2 separate regions of the Homo sapiens genome follow, and region 2 is linked to region 1. Evidence: read pairs that join two places in POLR2A ChIA-PET (ENCODE). Cell type or tissue: GM12878. All regions are shown on one strand. Each heading gives the region's core, and the rest is flanking DNA. Links, peaks and the distances in the headings are about the cores only. Region 1 overlaps BORCS5 (BLOC-1 related complex subunit 5). Region 2 overlaps GRIN2B (glutamate ionotropic receptor NMDA type subunit 2B).

Region 1 (16,283 bases), core at 6,835-11,834:
CCAGCCTTGCATCCCAGGGATGAAGCCGACTTGATCGTGGTAGGTAAGCTTTTTGATGTGCTCCTGGATTCGGTTTGCCAGTATTTTATTGAGGATTTTCGCATCGATGTTCATCAGGGATATTGGTCTAAAATTCTCTTCTTTTTGTTATGTCTCTGCCAGGCTTTGGTATCAGGATGCTGCTGGCCTCATAAAATGAGTTAGGGAGGATTCCCTCTTTTTCTATTGATTGGAATAGTTTCAGAAGGAATGGTACCAGCTCCTCTTTGTACCTCTGGTAGAATTTGGCTGTGAATCCTTCTGGTTCTGGACTTTTTTTGGTTGGTAGGCTATTAATTATTGCCTCAATTTCAGAGCCTATTATTGGTGTATTAAGAGATTCATCTTCTTCCTGGTTTAGTCTTGGGAGGGGGTATGTGTCCAGGAATTTATCCATTTCTTCTAGATTTTCTAGTTTATTTGTGTAGAAGTGTTTATAGTGTTCTCTGATGATAGTTTGTATTTCTGTGGGATCGGTGATGATATTCCCTTTATCATTTGTTATTGTGTCTATTTGATTCTTCTCTCTTTTCTTCTTTGTTAGTCTTGCTAGTGGTTTATCAATTTTGTTGATCTTTTCAAAAAACCAGCTCCTGGACTCATTGATTTTTTTTAAGGGTTTTTATGTCTCTGTCTCTTTCAGTTCTGCTCTGATCTTAGTTATTTCTTGCCTTCTGCTAGCTTTTGAATTTGTTTGTTCTTGCTTCTTTTAATTGTGATATTAGGGTGTCGATTTTAGATCTTTCCTGCTTTCTCTTGTGGGCATTTAGTGCTTATGCTGTTTTCTTTGCACTTATCATGAGGATTATATTTAAGATCCTAACGTGGTAACACAATAATTTGAATTTATACCAGCTTAGCTTTCTTTTCTTTTATTTTTTTTTTTAAGTGAAAACAAGTTTATTAAGAAAGTGAAGGAGGCCGGATGCGGTGGCTCACGCATGTAACTCCAGCACTTTGGAAGGCCCAGGCAGGCAGATCACCTGAGGTCAGGCGTTCAAGACCAGCCTGACCAACATGGTGAAACCCCATCTCTACTAAAAATTCAAAAATTAGCCAGGCGTGGTGGCACATGCCTGTAGTCTCAGCTACTTGGAAGAATCGTTTGAACCCAGGAGGCAGAGGTTGCAGTGAGCCGAGATCGTGGCACTGCACTCCAGCCTGGGTAACAGAGTGAGTCTTCATCTCAAAAGAAAAAAAAAAAGTAAAAGAATAAGGAATGACCTCCAGAGGCAGAGCAGTGACAGCTTAACTTTCATAACATAGAAAAACTCTGCTCCTTTCCAGCTTAGTTTCCATCCCTTTCAGTTGTTAATGTCACAAGATAATATCTTTATACAGGGTGTGTCCAAAATATAAACTAATACTTTTTTAATGCAGTAATCTCTCAAATTATGTAAAAAAACAAAATATGGAGTTATAAACTAAAGTTACAATAACATTAGCTTTTAGACTAATTTTTTTTAATGTATCAGTCTCTTAACGCAGAAAGCCAAAAGTGGAGCTACAAACCATGGTTACAAAAGAGTTACGAACCATGGTTACAAAAACCCCTGTAAATACATGGGCTTTTTTTTTTTTATTTTTTATTTATTTTTTTATTTTTTGAGATGGAGTCTCACTCTGTCACCTAGGCTGGAGTGCAGTGGCGTGATCTCGACTCACTGCAAGCTCCGCCTCCCGGCTTCACGCCATTCTCCTGCCTCAGCCTCCCAAGTAGCTGGGACTAAAGGCGCCCGCCACCACGCCTGGCTAATTTTTTTGTATTTTTAGTAGAGACGGGGTCCCACCGTGTTAGCCAGGATGGTCTCAATCTCCTGACCTCGTGATCCACCCTCCTTGGCATCCCAAAGTGCTGGGATTACAGGCATGAACAGTACATGGGCTTTTATAATTTGCCATATATTTACCTTTACTGAGATCTTTATTTCTTCACTCAACTCTCTAGTGTGCTTTCATTTCAACCTGCAGGACCCCCTTTAGCATTTCTTGCAGGGCAGGTCTAGTATTAAGAAACTCCCTCAGCTTTTTTTTTTTTTTTTTTTTTTTTTTTTCCTGACTGATACGCTTAATTTCTCCCTCATTTTTGAAGGATAGTTTTACTGGATATAAAATTCTTGGTTGACAGGTTTTTTGTTTTTTGTTTTTTTTTCTTTTAGCAGTTTACCACCTTATGGCCCCCTAGGTTTCTGATGAGAAATCTGTTGATAATCTTATTAAGGTTCCCTTTTATGTGATAAGGTGTTTTTCTTTTGCTGCTTTCAAATTTCTCGTTGTCTTTTTGTTTGTTTTTTGAGACAGAGTCTCAGTCTGTCACCCAGGCTAGAGTGCAGTAGTGCAATCTCAGCTCACTGCAACCTCTGCATCCCAGGCTCAGATGATCCTCCTGCCTTAGCCTCCCAAGTAGCTGGGACTACAGGCATCTGCCACCACGCCTGGCTAATTTTTATATTTTTTTGTAGAGATGGGGTTTTGCCATGTTGCCCAGGCTGGTGTCAAACTCCTGACCTCAAGTGATCTGCCCACCTTGGCCTCCCAAAGTGCTGGGATTACAGGCGTGAGCCAGTGTGCCTGGCCCTTTCTAAAGGTTGATTATAATGTGTCCTGGTGTGGGTCTCTGAATCCTGTTTTGAGTTTGTTGAGCTTCTTGGATGTTTGTATTCATCTCTTTCATCAAATTTGGGATGTTTTTGGCCATTGTTTCTTCAGATGTTTTCTCTCCCTTTCTCTTTCTGTTTTCCTTTTGGGACTCCCACAATGCATACGGTTATCCACTTGATGGTGTCTCATCAATCCCTTAGATCAGTTCACTTTTCCTTAATCTTTTTTCTTTCTGTTCCTCAGACTAGATAGTATTCATTGTACTCATTATTCACTCATTCTTTCTTCTGCCTGCTCAAATCTGCCTTTGAATCCCTGCATTGAATTTTTCGTATCAGTTATTTCAGTTCCAGAACTTATTTTTCATTTCTTTTTAGGTTTTCTGTCTCTTTATTGATATTTTCCATTTGTTTATACATTGTTTTCTTGGCTTTCTCCATGTCTCCTTTAGCTCTTTGAGCATCTTTAAGACAGTTGTTTTAAAGTCTTTGTCTAGTGGATTTGCCATTGTCTTTTTTCAGGGACAGTATCTGTTGGTTTATATTTTTCCTTTGAATGAGCCATACTTTTCTGTTTCTTTGTATGACTGGTGATTTTTTTTTTTTTGAAAATTGGACATTTAAATCCAGTAATATGGTAACTGTGGAAACAGATTCTCCCCCTTCTCTGGGTTTACTGTTTTTTGGGTTTATTTTTGGTATTTTGATTGTTACAGGATGTGTCTGTGCCAAGAATCAGCCAGAGGTATACATGTTAGGTCTCCTCAGATCTTTTCTGAGCCTGTGCTCTTCCCTGGGCATGCATAGCAACTTTCTAATTTCCCCTATATATGTGGTTGCTTTTGAATATCCTGGTCTTTAATGTCCGGGTCCCAGAGAGGGAAAAAGAAAAAAGTGAAGGAGGGTGAAAAAAATGCTGCCCCCTTTAATCCTCTGAAAGTCACTTCAGCGTGAGTGGGAAGACCTTGCAGCAGTGTGGTGGAGGTGCAACAACAGTGATTACCGTCTGTGTCTCTGTCTGCACCTTTGTGATCAGAAGCAGCCAACATTGATCAGAGCATAGATTCATATTTAGAGGACAGGGTCCTTTTCTCCCCTGCTGTCTCCCACAAACTGTGTGCAAGCCACTCCAGGAATAAGTGCGTAGCTGCCTGCAGTGGGGATGGGAGCTTTGAGATGGCTGGTGCTATTATGATGACAGCTGAAATAGACTGAAAGTAATTATAATTCATCATCCAGGCCTTCCTCTGGATGTTGCAAGCCTTCAATAGACTCTAGAGCTACAAAATAGTTACATCAGACAGAGTGCACCAGTGCAATTATTTAGTTGGGAAGATAAATTCCTGGTGCTTCCTACCACAGTCTTCCCCAAATTCCCTTTTTAGTTACTTTTTTTAGGAACCCCCATACTGTTTTCCCCAGCAGGTGCACCATTTTACATTGTCACCAGCAATGCACAAGGGTTCCAAGGATATGGAGAACATCCTTGCCAACACTTGTTATTTTCCATTGTTTGGATAATAGCCATCCTAATGATTAAGTGGTATCTCATTGTGTTTTGTATTTCCCTCATGATTAGTGATGTCGAGCATCCTTCATATGCTTATTGGCTGTTTGTATATCTCCTTTGGAGAAATGCCTATTTAAATCCTTTGCCCAATTGTGTGGTTTGTTGTTTTATCTTTTTAAATTTAGCTCCTTTTCATATTTGCCTTCCTTATAAATAACTCCTGCTTCTTCTGGTAATCTGCTTGAGGAATGAGATCATTTCTTTGCTATTTCCTACAGTGCTAGTACATAGTAGTGTGTGCCTGGTAAACACTTATAGTGGTAGGATAGGCCAGTCATACAGCCAGCTTTTGAAAGCCTGCTTAATTGACTACTACAGTTGGTGACTGGGGACTTTGAGACAGTGAGGAAATTAACACGAATTGTGTGCCTCCTCTTTGCTAGGTGCTGTGGTAGGCATAACTTTATATAGTTCCCATAATACTCCTTTAATATGTCACACTTACAGATGAAGGATTTGAATTAAGGGAAGTTAAATTTAGACTCCCTCAACATCACACAGGTTTTAAATGGCAATCCTTGGATTCCAATTCCGGGTCTACCTGACTCCAAACTTTTTCATTATACCATGTGGTCTCCCTTCCCTAGTCTGGTAAGTTCAAACAGAGAGCAAGCCTGCGAACCTGGAAATTGTTTAGGGCAGATGAGCAGTTGAACATTTACTTAATAGGAGACAGAGAATCGTGCTATATTGCCGAGGCTGGCTTTGAACTTCTAGGCTTAAGCAGTCCTCTCACCTCTGCATACCAAGTAGTTGGTAACTACAGCCTATTCCATTTTACTTAATTATTCAAGAGGAAAAGGTAGAGATTGTGAAATGCTAATTTTATAGCAGTGAACAGGATTCCTCGAAGACACTGAGGTGTGTCGTTTGTGGATACTGATGACCTTTGGAAATACTGTGTCTACTTTTGGGTGTGACATCCTCTGTTCTTGTTTCTTTGGTACCATAAATTAGGGCCACTGGCCATGGCCAAATGGGTGCCTAACACAGAAGGATGAAGTGCTTTTCATTGCTTACCACAAATTCCCTTGAACCCTTTACTTCTCTGAGACTTAAGAAATGCAAGAATAAAGGGAACAGAGTTTTATCAAAATCCTATTGTGTGCTAGGCAAACCCTAGAAGGGACATGATTATTATCTTGCTTTTACATATGAGAAAATTGAGGCTCAAAGATGTAAGATAAATTGTCCAGATTCACACAGCTAATAAATAAGGGAGCTGAATTCAGCTTTTTCCATGCTGCCTCCATTAAAAAGTTCCTCTGTCTTGCCCTCTGGTGGGTTTCGGAGGTCCTGGGAGAAATGTTTGTATCCTCACCAAACATTGTGGTGGGTGGCATCTTACATGGGGCTTGTTCTGCACTTGCAGTTTCTTCTGCCACATGGTTTAACCAGAGCAATGATGACTGCCGTTGCCCCCTCGAGGTTAGCACTCCTCTGAGGTCACAGGGTGGGGATAAATGTTCTGAAGGAATCAGCCTTAGAAAGCACACTTTTTCTAAGTATCCCGAAGGAATCAATCACTAACGCACATCACAAAATTCTCTCCAAGTTGGGAAGATGGTTTTAGACTTTCTCTTTCTTTTCTTTTTTTTTTTTTTTTTTTTTTTTTGAGGTGGGAGTCTCGCACTCTCGTCCAGGCTGGAGTTTGGTGGCACAATCTCGGCTCACTGCAAGCTCCACCTTCCAGGTTCACGCCTTTCTTCTGCCTCAGCCTCCCAAGTAGCTGGGACTACAGGCACCCGCCACCACGCCCAGCTAATTTTTTGTATTTTTACTAGAGATGGGGTTTCACCGTGTTAGCCAGGATGGTCTCGATATCCTGACCTTGTGATGGGCCCGCCTCGGCCTCCCAAAGTGCTGGGATTACAGGCGTGAGCCACCGCGCCCGGCCAGACTTTCCCTTTCTTTAAGAAGAGAAGGGAGTGCCTTTGAGAACTAGAGTTTAAGTAAAGGATACATATAGCTTAAGTGCTTTTATCTTTGAAATATACTATGACCAATAGACTCGAAAATTTCTTATTGTTTTTGGGGGTATCATAGTCAATTTGGGCTCCTATAACAGAATACCATAAACCGGGTGGCTTAAACAGCAAGCATTTATCTCTGATAGTTCTGGTGGCTGGGAAATCCAAGGTCAAGGTGCCGGCAGATTTGCCTCTGCCGAGGACCTGCTCCCTGGTTTGCAGATGGCTATCTTCTTGCTGTGGCCTCACATGGCTGGGAACAGAAAGAGTGAGGGGAGGCTCTCACATCTCTTCTTCTAGTGACACTAGTCCCATTCATGAAGCCTCTATACTCATGATCTACTCACCCACTAAGGTCCCCACCTCCTAATACCATTACACTGGGGATTAGGATTTCAACATAGGAAATTTGGGGAAACACAAACATTCAGTCCATACGGGGGAATTTTCTTTTTTCAGAATCTGTTGTTTAATTATACCTTCACAGTAACTTTTGTCAAAGTTATATTTAATTTCTACTTCCTGGATTCTGTAGCAGTAAATGGAGCTCGTTATGTGTCCCAATATTTGTAATACTGATTTCTAGTCCTAGAAGTATCTAAGCCTCTCAGAGTTAAGGAATTCGGTTTGGTAATAGGCTAAGCTAATAGCCATATGGCTCTGCACTGTGCTATAGAGAAACTGTGGGTTTCCCCCCACCTGACATCTCAGAATGAAAAAGATCACTCTGCAGAATATTTCCCACACTTCTAACCCTGATGATTTTTCCACTCAACATTTTACACAAAGAGGTAGGTACAGATGGTAGTTTGCTGGATCTCTGGAATATTCAGTCTTGGTCTTCACTCACTCCCTGGAGCCTACTCCTCATTTTTGTATAAGCAAAGTGGTTTAAACAGGGTCTTAGGAAATATCTCCAGTATTTACCATTTGCAAACCTAACCCTTAATATATGGAATCTGTTAGATCAGGTTTTTAACTCAGTAAACATCTTTGGGTGCATCCCCGTATTAAACTAAAGAAGAAGTAGAAAACTGAAGGCAATGGCCCTGTTGCTTAACTGTAAGGAACATGTAATTTAGAAACTTCTTCTCTTTAACATGGAAAACTAACCATAAGTATGTGGATCAACGTTCTTCTTTATGGAGTATTAGGAGTGAAGTGTCATGATGTTATGGTGTTTTTAACGGCTCAGCAAAAGAAAAAAAATTATATAGTGAGATGAAGTAGATATGACAAAATATTAGTTGTTGAATCTAGGTGGTGGGTATTTGGGTATACATTTTTCCCCTACTTTTCTACATTTAAAAATTTTCATAATAAAGGGTAAAGCAGAAAAATCCTAAGTGTAAAAAACATTTATAAAACTATACAAAAAATAATTTCAAGGTTCATTCTCTATTAATGGTATTGGAGTTGGTAGGAAATAATTAAAATAGGAGTATAAATCCAGAAGCCCGCAGAGGCCAGGCAGGTAATGTGGGTGAGTGGAGCTGCCGGGCATTGGACAGGAGGGAGATGGTGGGGACTGAGCAAACAGGCAAGTGCACAACTCATTGAAAGCATTCCAAAAATTTAAAAAATCTTAATGCTCATTCAGAATGAAACACTTCAGAGGACTGGAAGTTTGTGGTCTCCTAAAAATGACAAAATTTACCGTCTCTAAATTTGCCCAGCTTTCTGTCCTTCTCCCTCTTTTCAGAAGATCCAGGAGAGGCGTAGCTATCAATACGAGAGGGAGATGGTTTCCTGGCACAAGAGGGTGATGGGAAAACATTGTGTTCAATGCCTCTAGAATTTGCCTGGGTTGCCACAACTTTGTTGCTTCAGGAATGGAAAATGTGGCCCATCTTCTTATTTTCTCTGTCCTGTCTTGCTCCTGCTATGACCCGGGGCAGGATTTGCGGTGGGTTTATGGAGATTCCTATGAGTCAAGGAAGCACATTCTGAGGATAGAGTCATGCACCTGGGTTTTGTTTTTAGATGGTTAGAGGGAGGCTGCAATTGTGATTTATAAGAATGACTTAAAGTGTAATTCCTTTGATTTTGAAGTTGGCTAGGCAACTTAATTTGAACATCCTAGTGTGCCTATTAGACCTGGCAACCTTCTCAAAATCCCCCTCCTACTTCCCTCGTTTCCCTCACCCTCCACCTTTTTCTCAAGAGGTAGAAGTGAGAGTTTTGTTTTGTGAGCTAAGGTTGGGTTCTGGGCCCTCTGCTTCAGCCACCTGGCAGCTTGGGCTGGCCCTGTAGCCTTCCTCCACTTCATTCTGCGATTCAGGCTCCCAATAGTCTTCTGAAGCACCGGAGAGCTTCCTCATGCACCTTAGAAGAGCAGATTCAGACTGAGACAAGGACTCGCTCTTAGGCATATATGCAGCCTACAGAGATCCTGGGAAGCCTTTTTCCTCCTAATATCTTCCTAGACTTATGCTTTCCTTGGAATTCCAGCAATAGAACTGCATACTCGTACCCTAATCAAGAACCTTTTATGTACTAGGTGCTCTACTAGACATGAGATAAAAAGATAAGCAAAACGTGGTCCCTGTCTTCAACCAGCTCACCATTTGTTATACCACTTTAATCACCTTAGAGAAAATTTTTTTTTTTTTTTTTGAGACAGAGTCTTGCTCTGTCACCCAGGCTGGAGTGCAGTGGCAAGATCTCGGCTCACTGCAAGCTCTGCCTCCTGGGTTCACGCCATTCTCCTGCCTCAGCCTCCCGAGTAGCTGGGACTACAGGCGCCTGCCACCACGCCTGGCTAATTTTTTTATATTTTTAGTAGAGACGGGGTTTCACCATGTTAGCCAGGGTGGTCTCGATCTCCTGACCTCGTGATTCGCCTGCCTTGGCCTCCCAAAGTGCTGGGATTACAGGCGTGAGCCACTGTGCCTGGCCGATAAAATGTTTTAAGATGTGTTCGGCCATATGAACTTTGGTGAGAATTAAAGATGAGGTTTTTACTTATGGAGTAGGGGGCACTTGGGATGGGTGAAGAAGGGAGAACTGCCCTGAAGTTCTTACTCATAGATGAGGAAAAACCTCAGCTTTTTGTTAAAATGAGTTTATTTATTTAAAAAATATTTAAGGGGGAAATGCATTCATTTGGTTAAAAAAAGTTCTGTTAAAAGTATACTATGAAATTCCCCCTCTTTACCCCTTGCCTCCATCTAATTCTTATATATCATTTCAGAGTTTATTTATGTAAATATAAGTAAATCTGAACATATACTCTTGTTTACTTGCACCCCAACCCCCATTTTTATGCAATGATAGCACACTCTATGCATCTATATACCTTTTAAAAATTTTATCTTATGGAGGTTTTTTTCCATGTAAGTACATAGAGAGCGCCCTCATTCTTTTCTTTGTTCATGTAATACTATTTATAGATATACCCTGATTTAATTAACAGGCCCTCTATTCAGGGACATTGTGGTGTTTGCTGACCTTTGCTGTTACAGTCACTGCTGCAATGAATACTCTTGTATATACATCATTTAGCTTGTGTGCTACTGTGTGTGTAAATTCCTAGTGGTGAAGCTGTTGCATCAGAGGCTATGCATTTGTAATTTTGTTATCCATGCCAAATTGCCCTCCTCCATAGGGTGTTAACAACTTACACACTAAGCAGCAAAACCTCTTTCCTCACAGCTCCACCTACAAAGTATTTTTCATGCTTTTCGTTTTTACCAATTTGACAGGTGAAAAATGGGCTTGTGGTAAAGTTTCAATTTGTTTTTCTTATTATAAGTGAGGTTGTGCATCTTTTCTTATAGTTGAGGTATTGGTATTTCCTTTTCTGTGAAATATCTTTTCATAACTTTTGTTCATCTTTCTTTTGCTAATTCTTTTTTTTTTTTTTTTTTGAGACGGAGTCTTGCTCTGTCGGCAGGCTGGAGTGTGGTGGCATGATCGCGGCTCACTGCAAGCTCCGCCTCCGGGTTCAAGCGATTCTCCTGCCTCAGCCTCCTGAGTAGCTGGGAATACAGGTGCCTGCCACCATGCCCAACTAATTTTTGTATTTTTAGTAGAGACGGGGTTTCACCATGTTGGCCAGGATGGTCTTGATCTCTTGACCTCGTGATCTGCCCGCCTCGGCTTCCCAAAGTGCTGGGATTACAGGCGTGAGCCACTGCGCCTGGCCCTTTTGCTAGTTTTTAATTTGCCAATTTCTTTTCTTGTTTTTTTAGAGATGGAGTTGGATCTTGGCTCACTTCAGCCTTTGCCTCCCGGGTTCGAGAGATTCTTCTGCCTCAGCCTCTCAAGTAGCTGGGACTACAGGTGCATGCCACCACACCCACCTACTTTTTGTATTTTTAGTAGAGATGGGGTTTCACCGTGTTAGCCAGGCTGGTCTTGAACTCCTGACCTCAGGTGATCTGCCCGCCTCAGCCTCCCAAAGTGCTGGAATTATAGGCATGAGCCACTGTGCCCAGCCTTATTTGCAATTTCTAGGCACTCTTTATATATTAGGAAGTTTACCCTATGTGATATGAGTTATCACAATAGGAGGAAAAAGGCTTCCTGGGGTCTCTGCAGGTTTTTTATTTTCCTCAGATTTTGGGTATTCTTTTTGTATTTTAAATTTTAACTTGTGTTTGTTGTCATGAGGAGTCTTGGTTTTTGTATTGTTGAATTTATCAGTGTTTCCTTTATGGCTTTTGCATTATCCTGGTCCACTGTTAATGGCACAAAATCGTTCATTCCTTTTTCCATGGTGCCTCCTTCCTCTTTTCCTCTTTCAATTTCGGATTGACAGCAAAATGCTTTTGGTATCTTCTCCCAAGTTTGCGTTCCTGGAAATGTATTTCTTGTCAGTGATAGGGTAGCCCTTGATAGTTTTGTTAGGAGATTTTAGTGGTCTGTAGCATTCCCATTTTCTTGGTACAGGCACTCTGGGAAACTGACAGTTTCTTATAAAACTAAACATGCAATTACCATATGACCCAGCAATTGCATTCTTGGGCATTTATCCCAGAGAAATGAAAACTTATGTTTACACAAAAACCTGTACATGACTGCTCACAGCAGACTTGTTTGTAATAGCCCCAAACTGGAAACAGTCCAAATGTCCTCCAATGGGTGAATGGTTTAACAAACTCTGATACATATATACCATGGAATACTACTCAGAAATAAAAAAAGAATTAACCATTGATATATCAACAACATAGACACATCTCTAAAGTTTTATGTTGGGCAACTAAAAAGATTCAATCCTAAAAGCTTACATCATGTATTATTTCATTTATATAACACTTTTGAAAGGACAAAATTTTAGAAATGTTGAATGGATTAATGGTTGCCAGTGTTTTAAAGATGGAAAGGGGGATGAGAGAAAGAGTGGGGTAGGTATAGTTACAAAAGCAGCACAAGAACTCTTTGTGGTGATGGAACTTTTCAGCATCTGACCATGGTGATGAATACATGAACTTGTGTATAGGAAAAAAAACTAAATACAGACACAAATCAGTGCAAATAAAATGAGGAAATCTGGGCTGGGCACAGTGGCTCATGCCTGTAATCCCAGCACTTTGGAAGGCTGAGGCAGCTGGATCACCTTAGGTCAAGAGTTTGAGATCAGCCTGGCCAACATGGTGAAACCCTGTCTCTACTAAAAAATGCAAAAATTAGGCAGGAATGGTGGCACATGCCTGTAATCCCAGCTACTCAGGGGCCTTGTTCAATTGCTTGAACAAGGTTTCAGTGAGCTGAGGAGATCATTCCACTGTGCTCCAGCCTGGAAGACAGAGCGAGACTGTGTCTCAAAAAAAAAAAAAAAAAAAAAAAAAAGGAAATCTGCCCGGGTGCAGCGGCATACTCCTGTAGTCCCAGCTACTTGGGAAGCCAAGGTGGGAGGATCTCTTGAGCTTAGGAGTTTGAGGCCAGCCTCAGCAACAGAGGGAGATACCATCTCTAAACCAAAAAAGGGAGGGATGGGTAGGATCTGAATAAGGTCAGATTATATCTATGTCAATATCCTGGTTGTGATATTGTACCATAGTTTTACAAGATGTTTCCATTGAGGGAAATTGGGTAAAGGGGACACGGGATCCTATACATAGGATCTCAATAAAAATTTCAATTAAAAAATTCCCAATTTCTGCTAATACTGGATTCACCAAAACATACTGCCTGGAAGCAGGTTCAGGTCAAGTAACTGGTGCTCTCCTGTGTTAGGACTTGTAGTGCAGCAGCTGAGCAGTGGAATGTGGAGGAGCCTAGCAGTGCCTCGGGTTCCAGCCCTGTATGCTGCTCTGTCTCAGAAGATCTGAGAGCATCGACCAGCATTTCCCAGGATTCTCTGGGACAACCTAGCTGGGTAGCCCTTCATACAGCCTGTCTGGAGGGAGAGAATACTGGCTTCAGCTCTAATATATCAGAACAGTGTGGTGTGGATGTTGGTGGTTGGGGACAGTGAGGGGTGGACATTGGTGGTTGGGGTCGGTGAGGAAGGGTTCCCAAGATGAGCTTTGGCCAGGTGAGGTGGCTTACACTGAGGCGGGAGGATCGCTTGAGCCCAGAAGTTCGAGACCAACCTGGGCAGCAAAACCCTGTCTCTACTAAAAATACAAAAACTAGCTGGCTGTGGTAACAAGTGCCTGTGGCCTCAGCTACTCTGGAGGCTGAGGTAGGAAGATTGCTTGGGTCCAGGAGGTCGAGGTTGCAGTGAGCTAAGATCACGCCACTGCACTCCAGATGGGCAACAGAGCAAGACTCTGTCTCAAAAAAAAAAAAAAAAAAAAAAAGCTTTGCTGTGCCCTGCACGTGACCTACTGTCATATGTATTCTGTGTTCCTTGTGCTGTAGCATTGGCTCTGCTGTGAGACAGAATGGTCTGGCATGTGGTAGGGCGATCACTGGGATCCCCAAGACCCTGCTAGGGAATCTCTGAGGTCAAAACTATGTTTGTAATAATACTTAGACATTATTTGCAAAACATGCTCATTCTCTTACAGAAGTGTCCAGTGGAGTTTTCCAGAGGCTAAATGATGTGAAATAGCAACAGATTAAATGCAGAAGCAGCTATGATATTCCAGCTGTTTTCTATTAAGGCAGACATTAAAAAGACATTAATAAAAATAAACCAGTGGCATCATTTCACTTTTTTGGTTTGGAAGAATATTTTCCTTAAAATGTTATTTTTGTTAATGTATAAAGGGGTTATCATTATATTTAAATGATTTAATATTTAAGAATGTTCTCAGTTTTAATTTTTATAGGTGAATATCAAAAGATAAAACTCACATAAAAGCTCTTTGGGGTCCTTGGTAATTTTTGAGAGTGTAGAGGTTCTGATAATTGAGAACTGTTGATTTGGCAGAAAGCAATAGGCTTAATTTCTAGACTGGGCTTTGCTTTGTGAATGTGGGCATCATTTGGCCTCTTCAATTGATTTCTTCTCCTGCAAATGCTATTAATTGCCCTGCTACATACCTATAAAAATATAATCCCCTATGCAAATACAGGGGAGATTAATGGTTACCTGGCTAAGCTGGTGTTGAAAGAAAATGTAAAGAATGAGTTTCTGGCCTGTTAGCTGACAGTCTGTTTACTTGTTAAATGTCTCCATTTTAGCATCTCCTAGCAGTTTCTGTATACATTTGATTTCTTTTTCTCAGTTTTTCAGACAACCATTTTAATTATTTTTAAAAATTATATTCCCACATTTTCAATTAATAAGGGATTTATATTCCTAGTACCTTGAAGTGATGTGATAAGGTCAGGAGCTCTGTTCTTGGAGAAACCACTTACTAGCTATGTGACGTTTGGAAAGTTACTTAACTTCTCTGTGTCTTGGCTTCCTCCTGTGTAAATGGAGCTAATAATACCTCACTTTCCAGGGCAGCTGTGAATACGAAAAATCGTGCACAAGAAGCACTTAGCAAAAGTGCTTGGCACATAACAGATGCCCCATAAATAATAATTGCAACGATTGTCATTAACATATAACAAAAGATGCAAGATTAAATTGAAGTCTTACCCTGTCTTCAGTGAACTTGTTAAACTACTTTATTCACAAGTTTATTAGCAGTAATTTTAATTTCATTTCATTTTTTTCTCCTTTGAAGGGCTATTGAGTGGCCAGACTTCCCCAACAAATGCCAAATTGGAGAAACTGGACTCTCAGCAGGTGTTGCAGCTCTGCCTCCGATATCAAGATCACCTGCATCAGTGTGCAGAGGCCGTTGCTTTTGACCAGAATGCTTTGGTTAAACGAATCAAAGAGGTAATGTGCTGCGGGAAAATAACATTGCTGACTGGTTGTTGTGATTCTCTGCAACTCTGGATGCCATCTTAAGACTTGACATTTGTCACTATTGCTTTGAGGAGATTGCTTTTTCCCAGCAGTAAAATGTGATGATGAAAAAAGTGGTCCACAGAGCTGGGCTAATTTAGAGTTTGAATTCTGATCACCACTGATTTGCTTGGCCAAGTTGCTTAACTTCTCTGTCTCAGTTTCCTCATGTGAAAAATGGGGCTAATAGTAGTAACTTACCCCAAGGGTTGAGTGACAGATTGCTTAGTAAGTGTTAGCTATTATTAGTGCATGTAAAGTCCTGCCATACTAATTTGCTCTAGCCACCATTCTGTCTTTGAATTGACTTTAATTGTTTCCTGTGTATAATTTATATTTTGTTTCCCAGTAGATTAAAATTTCTTTCAAAGCAGGAGCTTTGATACGAAAAGCTCCAGTGATTCTTAATGGTTTTATGGAAACAATTACGCCTATTTAACCCGCAAAGTTTTTAAAGGAAAGAAGCAATGTAATTCATGTGAAAGTACTTAGTAAACTGAAGCACATGATGCAAATGTTGTGTAATTATCAATCTCAGTAAATAGGTACTTCCTTTAAGCACTTAAATGTATCATTGACCAGCTGCTGCACAGCACAGTTCTAGGGGCATAAAGGAATAAGTAAGTACATTTTCCAAAGTTTCCAGTCAAGAAAAACTTTATATTCCTGATACCTTGATGTACTGTAATATCAAGGAAATGTTAGGAGCTGTTTACTGGAGAAACCACTTCTGTGAATGGCACTCCCAGATTTGTTTAACAAAGTGGCCCTTTAACTCTGGTGAGAGAAGATGGACATGGAGAAACAAGTGATGGAGCAAGAATCACTGCAGATTAACAATTTGTATTTAGCAATGGAGGTAGTGTATCCTTGAGATTACAAAGCAGTCATTAGTTATATTGACAGATTTAAATTTGCCAACACCTCCAACATTTTAGTGCTTAGCTTTCATAAAATGTTGCATGCATATACTCTTCTCTCATGGGTTAAATACTATTATTTGGAAAACTATTAAACATGACCTTTGATATTGCTTTTCATTGATGTGGCTTTGCAAATATTATAAACTTATTTTACTATATTATGGTCTACCAAGCTTTACTTTCCAAACATGACTATTCATTGGCATCATGTGAGTTTTTTGTTTGTTTTAATACTGAGTTCTCCCCTCCTCCCAGTAAGTCTAGGTGTGGTCTGTGAATCATTATTTTAATAAGATGTTATGGTTTGGCTGTGTCCCTACCCAAATCTCCTCTTGAATTGTAGCTTCCATAATTCCCACATGTCATGGGAGGGACCCAGTGGGAGGTAATTGAGTCATGGGGGCAGGTCTTTCCCATGCTGTTCGCATGATAGTGAATAAGTCTCATGAGACCTGATAGTTTTGTAAAGGGGAGTTCCCCTACACAAGCTCTCTTGCCTGCCGCCATGTAAGATGTGACTTTGCTCCTCATTCACTTTTAGCTGTGATTGTGATGCCTCCCCAGCCATGTGGAACTGTGAGTCAACTAAACCTCTTTCCTTTATAAATTACCCAGTCTTGGATATGTCTTTATTAGCAATGTGAGAACAGACTAATACATAAGTTTACCAAATGATACAATGCCACCCTCTATTACCCAGGATTTGGGAACCAGTGGTCTTAAGCACTATTTCTAAAATAAGTTCTACAAAACTAGTCCCATATAAAGAGGTCAAACGATTTGCATATTCCCTCACCACCCCTTGGAAAGTCACAAAGCGTATTATCTCACTTAAAGTTCTTAGGAGTCTCACAATAAAGAAAGCCAGACTTTTGAAAC
Region 2 (5,000 bases), core at 1-5,000, 1.2 Mb after region 1:
AGTAGAATAAATTAGGTTTACTTTTTCTGAGTGTCTGAAGGAACAGAAAATTCTTTGGCAATATATGCCATGCAAGCAGGGAAGGCCTTAAGAAAGACCTAGTTTTTAAATTTTTATTTATTTATTTTATTTTAAGTTCTGGGATACATGTGTAGAACGTGCAGGTTTGTTACATAGGTATACACGTACCACGGTGGTTTGCTCCACCTATCAATTCCCCATCTAGGTTTTAAGCCCCGCATGCATTAGGTATTTTTCCTAATGCTCTCCCTCCCCTAGCCCCCCACTCCCGACAGGTGCTGGTGTGTGATGTTCCCCTCCCTGTGTCCATGTGTTCTCATTGCTTAATTCCTACTTATGAATGAGAACACGTGGTGTTTGGTTTTCTGTTCCTGTGTTAGTTTCTCACTAGTTTGTTGAGAATGATGGCTTCCAGCTTTATCCATGTCCCTGCAAAGGACATGAACTCATTTTTTTTATGGCTGCATAGTATTCCATGGTGTGTAAGTGCCACATTTTCTTTATCCAGTCTATCATTGATGGGCATTTAGGTTGGTTCCAAGTCTTTGCTATTGTAAATAGTGCTGCAATAAACATATGTGTGCATGTGTCTTTATAGTAGAATGATTTATAATCCTTTGGGCATATACCCGGCAATGGAATTGCTGGGGAAAGACCAGTTTTATAATTTGCCCACTCCTGTGAGAAACCATTTCCTTGGGGTAGAGCCCAGTAGTCAGGTGGAATCATAGTTGAAGCTCACTCTTGAAGTCATTGTTTTCTACCACAGAGATGGGCAAAAGACACAGATTCAGAAATGCTCACTGAGCCCTTACTATGTGCCTAGGAGGATGCTGGGAGCATGCTTTCAAAAGACCCACAAGGTTGGCTGCAAAGAGGTACTAGGCACCTCTTGTCTGAGAGGGCCATGAAGATGCTCTTCATCCAGGCATCCTCGGAGCCAGAGCTAGTTTCAAGGGGTCTAAGCACTGCAACTCGCCTGCTGCCCCTTCCACATCTTTTTTAGCCCTGACGTTTGACCTTCCCTCCACCAGCCCTCCTACTCCCACCTCAAAATCTCACTGAAACAAGTGAGTGCCTGGGGCAAGCAGGGTGGAAGGAGGGCTGAGTGGTGGGCTCTTGGGTGTATTTGTAGCAGTTTGTGGCTTTCAGGGCACATGTTAATCATCTGCTAGAAACAGCGTGGGCTTTGTGAGCTGGGTTTAGGAGCGAACCCTGGGTGGATGTAGGACGTGACCACTAATATTTATTGAGGATTTAGCATGCTTGAGGCACTCTTCTAAGCTTTACAAAGAGTAACTCTTTCATCAGCACAGCAGCTATAAAGTAGGTAACATTTTAATCCCCATTCTACACATTAGGAAACTGAGGCATGAGAAGGGTTTAGGAACCTAGCCAGATCACATAGCTTCTTGTCTTAGTTTTCTCTACTGCACAGTAGAGGTAGCATCTACCTAAAAGTGGGAGATGGCAAATGAGTCAAAGAATGTAAAGCATCTAGCCTGGAGAATGCCACCCAGCAGTCACTAATGACAGGTATGCTCTCTGAGACTGTAACTATTGATGTGGTTTCATGTGATTACCATGAATGAGGGCCATGGTTGCTAATATTGCAAAAGAACACATAATACAAAGGTTAATATATTTTTGGCTTTGGACTGCAATTTTCAATAGGCAGACTCCAACCTATGAACACATTGTCCTCAATAGTTCATTTATAAATCAGCTGCTCACAAACAGAAATATGCTGCCCCCAAGAAACAATACTATAAGTGGTTGGCTCATTAAAGCCAATTTAATCCAAAAGAGAGCAGAACTTTTGTGTTAATATTATTAGCTTATGTTCTTGGAACATTTACTCATTTAATAAACTTCTACAATGTACCAGGTACTGTCTCAGGAGCTGGAAAGACATAATTATTGAAAGCATGTCTCTTGCCTCAAGGAGCTTATGATTCAGTGAAGGAAATGAGCACTTGCTCAATGATTCTAGTGGAGGGTGACGGGTGTGTTTGGGCCATTGTAGGAGGACAGGGGTGGGTGTCTGGGGTGTGGAGTCTTGATAAGTTGATAGAAACAAGAAAGAGGCCCTCGCTGGCAGGAACAGGAATGAGGGTAGAAGAGAGCCATTGTTCTAAGAAGTGGCTAACAAGCTATTGTTGTAAGAAATGGCTAACCACAAACATCCTGTTCCCAAATACCTCCTTCCAAACAGCCCCAGCAGCATGAACCTATCTGCAGTAGCCTTTCCAGCATGACCCTATAAAACTCCCCTCCATCCCCTGCATCTTGGCAGACAGGCTTCTCTCTGCTGTACTGCCTGTTGCACTCTTGCAATGCACCTTTCTTAGTTTCTCTAATAAATCTGCCTTTCTTTACCCACAACTGTCTTGGTAAATTCTTTTACCACCTGTGATGTAGCCCTAGCCAGTTGCACCCATGACATGGGGGTGACAAAGGCCAGAAATGGGTAATGAAGTATTGGAGGAAAGGAAAATGAATTGCATTTGCTTGGGTTCAGAGCTGGCCCCCATACTTCATTTATCTATACCTGTACTCCACTTGCTGAGCTCTGGTGCTTTCCTAACCTCCTTTTGGGGCATCCAAGCCTGACACCCCCTATTTTCACATCCACAAAATCAAAAGCCCTGTTCTTTCGGTCTAAGTGATGACATCTAGGTGTTAAAAGGAAGATAATTTGAAAACAATGTCTTACTGATGTGTGATTAAACAAGCATTCAACTTCCCCAAAATTGTTTTTGTTGTTTATATAAAGGGTTAAACTGGAAGTTTAAATACATAAAAGCATGCTAAAAAAATGTAGTGGTCATGAAGGCCACTTTACATGGGTCATGAAGGCCCAGTTTACAGATTGCCTTGGGAACTATTTTAAGTCATTCCTCCTTCTTTACTGAACCACTAATTTTTCAGATGCTGTAAGGATAATGTGGATAGGAAGAATCAATATCATCAGAACGGCCATTCTGTCCAAAGTAATTTATACATTCAGTGCTATCCCGATCAAGCTACCATTGACTTTCTTCACAGAATTGGAAAAAACTACTTTAAATTTCATGTGGAACCAAAAGAGCCCACATAGCCAAAACAATCCTAAGCAAAAAGAACAAAGCTGGAGGCATCATGCTACCTGACTTCAAACTATACTACAAGCCTACAGTAACAAAAACAGCATGGTACTGGTACCAAAACAGATATATAGACCAATGGAACAGAACAGAGGCCTCAGAAATAACACCACACATCTACAACCATCTGATATTTGACAAACCTGACAAAAATCAAGCAATGGGGAAAGGATTCCCTATTTAATAAATGGTGTTGGGAAAAGTGGCTAGCCATATGCAGAAAGCTGAAACTGGATCCCTTCCTTACACCTTATATAAAAATTAACTCAAGATGGCTTAATGACTTAAATGTAAGACCAAAAACCATAAAAACCCTAGAAGAAAACCTAGGCAATACCACTCAGAACATAGGCATGGGCAAAGACTTCATGACTAAAACACCAAAAGCCAAAATTGACAAATGGGATCTGATTAAACTAAAGAGCTTCTGCACAGCAAAATAAACTATCATCAGAGTGAACTGGCAACCTACAGAATGGGGAAAATTTTGGCAATCTGTCCATCTGACAAAGGCCTAATATCCAGAATCTACAAAGCACTTAAATTTACAAGAAAACAAACAACACCATCAAAAAGTGGGTGAAGGATATGAACAGACACTTATTAAAAGAAGACATTTATGCAGCCAACAAACTTATGAAAAAAAGCTCATCATCACTGGTCATTAGAGAAATGCAAATCAAAACCACAATGAGATACCATCTCATGCCAGTTAGAATGGTGATTATTAAAAAGTCAGGAAACAACAGATGCTGGAGAGGATGTGGAGAAATAGGAAGGCTTTTACACTGTTGGTGGGAGTGTAAATTAGTTCAACCACTGTGGAAGACAGTGTGGCAATTCCTCAAGGATCTAGAACTAGAAATACCATTTGACCCAGCAATCCCATTACTGGGTATATACCCAAAGGATTATAAATCTTTCTACTATAAAGACACATGCACACCTATGTTTATTGTGGCACTGTTCACAATAGCAAAGACTTGGAACTGACCCAAATGCCCATCAATGATAGACTGGATTAAGAACATGTGGCACATATATACCATGGAATACTATGCAGCCATAAAAAAGGATCAGTTCATGTCCTTTGCAGGGACATGGAAGAAGCTGGAAACCATCATTCGCAGCAAACTAACACAAGCACAGAAAACCAAATATCACATGTTCTCATTCATAAGTGGGAGTTGAGCAATGAGAACACACGGACACAGGGAGGGGAACATCACACACTGGGGCCTGTAAGGGGGTGGGGGGCTAGGGGAAGGATAGCATTAGGAGAAATACCTAATGTAGATGACAGGTTGATGGGTGCAGCAAACCACCATGGCATGTGTATATCTATGTAACAAACCCGCACATTCTGCACATGTACCCTAGAACTTAAAGTATTAAAAAAAAAAAAAGCCGCTCACATGGAGGTGCCAGTAGTGCCAAGTGGAAGGGCAGAAGTGGAGTGGCTGCTTGTCTAGGCCATCTGTAACCTGGGGAAACTCATCTTGGAGCATGGGTGTATTGGATAACGTGTGATTTCAGGGCATTTCCAACTGAGAGTTGAAGTTGCATTATAAAGACTTTCTTCAAAAGGAGCTGGAGAACTGCTGTGCTTCCCAATACCAAATTCCTTTTTGCCCCATTCCAAGGCAATGCTACCACAGCTGCCTAGCGGAAATGCCCCTTACTACTGCATAAACTGTCTGGCTCACACAGAGTCCCAGCATGACAATTACATAATTGTGTTAAAAGCCCCTTTTTGATTACCTGGGTTTGAGAGGTGAGATTGAAATTCCAAGAGGAGATTCTGAAATGTTGGGGCAAGGTAACAGGGTGAAG

The links. ChIA-PET counts read pairs that join two places held together with the same protein. Peaks named below come from ENCODE experiments on the same cell type or tissue, not always from the same donor. Only the 100,000 strongest peaks of a DNase experiment are listed, where the experiment ranks them.
Region 2: POLR2A ChIA-PET joins it to region 1 with 9 read pairs; 1 of 35 experiments calls an interaction of 5 or more read pairs at or near these places.

The regions. Positions count from the first base shown.
Region 1 is chr12:12,421,374-12,437,656 of GRCh38, forward strand. BORCS5 (BLOC-1 related complex subunit 5) reads left to right here. Exons shown (of 4, transcript NM_058169.6): 3 at 14,255-14,412. Among named protein-coding and RNA genes, the nearest start is that of BORCS5, 72 kb to the left of the region's middle. RefSeq lists a silencer at 11,042-11,336. In GM12878, for the core only: no CTCF peak of the experiment used is centred there; a DNase peak (open chromatin) is centred at 9,833; H3K27ac peaks cover 447 bases.
Region 2 is chr12:13,590,112-13,595,111 of GRCh38, forward strand. The region is part of intron 10 of GRIN2B (glutamate ionotropic receptor NMDA type subunit 2B); the gene reads right to left. All of the region lies in intron 1 of LOC105369668 (a long non-coding RNA gene), which reads left to right. Among named protein-coding and RNA genes, the nearest start is that of LINC01559, 220 kb to the left of the region's middle. In GM12878, for the core only: no CTCF peak of the experiment used is centred there; DNase peaks (open chromatin) are centred at 2,140 and 2,630.